Regions from separate parts of the Homo sapiens genome. Here region 1 is linked to region 2. The links are chromatin loops, found by intact Hi-C in ENCODE. Cell type or tissue: CD14-positive monocyte. All regions are shown on one strand.

Region 1 (2,500 bases), 1.2 Mb before region 2:
AACTTCCAGATGCTTTTGCATGAAGGTGGAGTTTTGCAAGTCTGGAGGACAGCTCCTGGAGATGAAAATAAATTCTACCACTTTACCGGAGAGTTTTATTTCCTCCATATGTTTGTACATTTTTCTTTCCTTATGTTTGTGATTCATCTGTGGCTCAAGAGATGTGTGGTGCCGGGGGATTGATGGCTGGGAGGGCTGCAGAAATGGTGTAGACAGTTACTGCAGTGATGTGATACAATTCTTGGCATTTGCACAAATATGGAGTGTTCAGACAGCCACAAAGTGGTGGAAGTAGCTCTGAGAACCCTGACTTTTACTGGGAAATCACCTGATTTTAGGTGAGGCCGGGAGATCACAGAAAAGAAGATTGATAGCAAACTTTTATAACAACTTTGGGATAGCCTTAGTTATGAGTAAACACTTTCACTACCAATCACAACATTGTTAGCTTTGATCAGGCCTTTGATGAGGCTTTCTGGTGCTTACTGTTCTCTGTCTTCTGCCTTCATGCTCCCTGGAATTTTACTGTCTCCCTCATAGGCTAGTTGAGATGTGGAAGAAATAATCTATGTAGAGCATTTGGCACATCCCCAGCTCCTCCCATGTTTGCTCGGCTCAGATACCTACTAAAGTGCCTGCTGCATAACAGACAATTTGCAGATTAATTGGAAAACCAGAAAAATACCCAGGATGCCTGACTTCTATTCTGGTACCCCTTTTACATTAACTTTTTTTTTTTTAATCAGTTATGTTACATATGCTTACTCATATATTGTCTTCATATCCCATGTGGCAAAGCAGATACATGTGTTGTAACACCTTATTGGTTAGAGACTGCCTTCCTGGTTCTACTCATTACATTCCAATCGTGGCATATCCTCTAAACTTTCTTTTCCCTTCATAAATCCTCTTTCTTTTTTTTCCCCCTCACAGTTTTCCTGAACAGGTTGACTATTAATTGTGTCTGCTTGATGTGGACACCAGGTGGCGCTGGACATCAGATTTGGAGAGGCAGTTGTCTAGGGAACCGGGCTCTGTGCCAGCGCAGGAGGCAGGCTGGCTCTCCTATTCCAGGGATGCTCATCCAGGAAGGAAAGGTTGCATGCTGGACACACTAACCTTGAAGAATTCTTCTGTCTCTCTCGTCATTTAGAAAGGAAGGAAATTGTTAATTTTTAAAAATAAGTCAAACTCGAATTTTACAAGAAAGTCCATCTCTAAACAAACCTCTACCACACCCAGCTACGAAGTAATCCAAAATTGATAGTTTCTTAATGCTCATGCAAAGCCTTCACTGAGAATGACTTTTCCATTTTCGTGGCAACAGAAAAAGGAAGCAGAACATAAGCTCTAATAAGAAAGGTAGTTACTCAGACAGGGGTAAAGGGACTCCAGGGGGAACTGAATTGAAGCCTGGAATGAGAAATATTACCATACTTCATAAATGCTAAGATGTCATTGATTTTAAGTCTCCCTGCTGCTTTATTTGCAGTAAGGAAGAAAATAGTCCTGCCAACTAAATTGAATTGTTGACTGTAAGGCCTAATCTGATTTCAGAGATATTTAAGTGGGAATAAAACTTTCTGTCTTTGTATTAAATATGGTAACTCTGAGGAGAGTATTCAGTCAGTTGCCTTCTAGTTGTCTTAGCCTCCCGCTCAACCTGTCTCTACCCTGGAGCACCTAAGAGATGGCTTGAAAACAACCGCGTTTACAGGACTTCCAGGAGAATGGTTCTTGTTCTTACTGAGAGTAAATACAGACTGCTTCCTTCCACTTCTCCTTAGAGAGTTAAATGAACCCCTGTAGTCAAAGATGACTCACTGCAGCCACTAGAACAGAGGTTGGCCAACTATGGTCCTTGGGCCAAATCTGCTCCAACACCTGTTTTTATACACTCCAGAAGTTTAGAATGGTTTTCACAGGTGAACATTTGCAATTAATTTGATAATAGGGACCATTAACTATGACTCCAATTAAGAGAAATGTTATGCCTTCTAAAAGTGTTTAATTCTTGTCATTAGTAGACTTGTATTATAAGAAATTATACTCAATTATTATTATTACATTTTGAATTTTGCCAATAATACATTTATGGAAATTTATTTTACCTCTTGTTACATATGTAGTTACATAATGTCATCAACTTTGCCACTTGGGCTGAAAAGCCTAAAATATTTACTGTCTAGCCCTTTACAGAGAAAGTTTACAGACCCCTACTCTAGACCAAAATGGAAATTATGGGTTAGTCTGTTTCAATCATCAATAAGAGTGCCAAGATACCTGAACAGAAGTCGGGCTGAATAAATCAGCTTGCTGCAAATGGCCAGACCCAATCAATAGATGTGTAATAGGAATGTGGCTACTAAGTAATGAGATTTTTAAAAACACTAGACTTCCACATATAAAATTAAAATTATAAAATTAGTGCTATTCTACCCAAAGTAGACACCTAGAGAAATTCTATGGTTATTTTAAAACTCTCAGAATGGTCTTTAAA
Region 2 (2,500 bases):
AGATCTCGTGAGACTTATTCACTACCATGAGAACAGTATGGGGGAAACCACCCCCATGATTCAATTATCTCCCACCGGGTCCCTCCCACAACACATGGGAATTAGGGAAGTAAAATTCAAGATGAGATTTGGGTGGGGACACAGAGCCAAACCATATCAGGAGGAGAGAGGAGGGAACGGGAGGGGAGGTGAGGGCAGGGGAGAAAAATTCAGACTAGGTAAGTTTCTTCTAACCCACTAACATAAGAGGTGAGTGTTTAGAGTTCATAATGTCTTAGATTCTGTTTTTCCTTAGGTAATTCTATAGAATTTAGACTTCTACAAATTTGGTAACACTAAAATGTGCAAAATTTTTACAGTCACAACCTGGAGGATATCTTCCTAATACAGAAAAGATACAAAACTGGTAACCTCAGTAAAAGGTTTTCTGACACAGAATTACCACCAGATTCAAAAAACCCAACTCTTTGAAGAGGAAGAGAGTTTATCTGTCTGCATACTTATCCAAAGCCAGCCTATGTATACTACGATGAAGCTGTTTAAAATCAAGTTACCTAAGCAAAGCTTATTACAATCAGTCCTTATTTTACCTCATCTGCTCTTGCAAATAAATTACAACACAATTAGTAAGACATATGCAGAAACAAAGGGTTGTTACTATATAACTTTATCTTACTTAACATATGTAAGTTTCAGAAGACACATAAAAACAATTCTTATTTCATAAAGGTACTCCCAATCAGTTTTATGTACTAAAGTTCTCCATCATATCTGATTTTACTCTAGTGTACTACACAAAATATAAAATATGAATAACTGAATCAATGGACTCCACTGTTTCCCTAATATGTGTAGAAAGTATTTCTAACTGTCAATTTTAATAACAGTGTGTTGATAATTTAACCTAAGATTTTTTTAAATGCATATATACTCCAGCCTATAATTTCCTTAATAAAATAGTTTTTTATGATATCTGATCTCTCATTATATACTTTAAATAAACTTTGGATTGCCATTCATATTTGCATGCAAACAGCACCTACATACAATGAGATAATATTTATAGCATCTATGTAAAAATTCCTGAACCACTGGGAGCCTGATTCTCATAAATTAACTGAATAAAGTACACCAATAATTATGAAGCCATCTGGTAAATAGCAACATTGTAAATAAAATTTATTTATAAACACTAGAGGGTGCTCTAATTCAACAGTGCTTGATATCTGGCTGTGATATTTAAAGTAATTTTCTCCTTGATTAAAAACAACAATCTTCGGCAATGACAATTTTTGCTACTGTGCTAATACATACAAATAATTTAAGAGCCAAATTCCATTCTTCCAGAACATATAACAAAACAATTTGTCAACATAGGCAATATAAAAAAAACGCAAATTGTGACATCAAAAATTCAAAATGTCGGGGGAGAGGGAGTTAATGTGCACAGGTTTTGGTTTGTTTGTTTGCTTCTTTTCTCTTTTTTGGTGATTGAAGTTACGTTAGCATCAGTTTTTGTTTTTTGGTTTTTTTTTTTTGAGACAGAGTCTTGCTCTGTCGCCAAGCTGGAGTGCAGTGGCGCGATCTCGGCTTACTGCAGCCCCCGCCTCCTGGGTTCAAGCAATTATCCTGCCTCACCCTCTTAAGTAGCTGGGACTACAGGTGCGCACTGCCACGCTCAGCTAATTTTTTTGTATTTTTAGTAGAGATGGGGTTTCACCATGTTGGCCAGAATGGTGTTGATCTCCTGACCTAGTGATCTGCCCACCTTGGCCTCCCAAAGTGCTGGGATTACAGGCGTGAGCCACCACGCCCAGCCATATCAGTTTTAAATAACTTATTAGAACTATACGATTTTTAATGAACCTAATGGTAACCACAAAGCAAAAACCTATAATAGATACACTAAAAGCAAAAAGCAATGAATTAAAACATACTACCAGGGAAAATCATTTAATCGCAAAGGAAAATAGAAAAAAAGGAAGAGAGGAGTTACAAAATAACTAGAAAACAAATAACAAAATGGCTACAGTAAGCCCTTACCTACCAATAATAATACTGAATATAAATTGACTAAATTCTCCAATTAAAAGACATCATAATTAAAAGACATGACTAACTGGATTAAAAAACAAGACCCACCTATATGTTGCCTACAAGAAACTCACTTCACCTATAAAGATACAGACAAAAAATGAACAAATAGAAAAAGATATTTTATGTAAATGAAAACCAAAAAAGAGCATGAGTAGCAATGCTTATATCAGATAAAACAGACTTTAAGTCAAAAACCATAAAAAGAAACAAAGAAGGTCATCATATAATGATAAAGGAGTCAATTTAGCAAGAGAATATAATAATAGTAAATATGTATATACCCATTGCAGTATTACCCAAATATAAAGCAAATATGATTAGATCTAAAGGAAGAGGCAAACTGTAATACAATAATAGTATAGCACTTCAACACCCCACTTTCAACAACAGACAGATCATCCAA

Evidence for each region. Hi-C counts contacts between places; a loop is a spot of excess contacts. Peaks named below come from ENCODE experiments on the same cell type or tissue, not always from the same donor. Only the 100,000 strongest peaks of a DNase experiment are listed, where the experiment ranks them.
Region 1: a loop joins it to region 2, with 5 times the contacts of the local background. A loop is called at or near these places in 30 of 110 quality-filtered maps.

What each region holds. Positions count from the first base shown.
Region 1 is chr1:75,990,722-75,993,221 of GRCh38, forward strand. All of the region lies in intron 2 of LOC105378806 (a long non-coding RNA gene), which reads right to left. Among named protein-coding and RNA genes, the nearest start is that of ASB17, 60 kb to the left of the region's middle. In CD14-positive monocyte, CTCF peaks have their summits at 986 (motif pointing right) and 1,186; a DNase peak (open chromatin) is centred at 1,010.
Region 2 is chr1:77,147,196-77,149,695 of GRCh38, forward strand. All of the region lies in intron 9 of PIGK (phosphatidylinositol glycan anchor biosynthesis class K), which reads right to left. Among named protein-coding and RNA genes, the nearest start is that of PIGK, 71 kb to the right of the region's middle. In CD14-positive monocyte, CTCF peaks have their summits at 1,196 (motif pointing right) and 1,396; no DNase peak of the experiment used is centred here.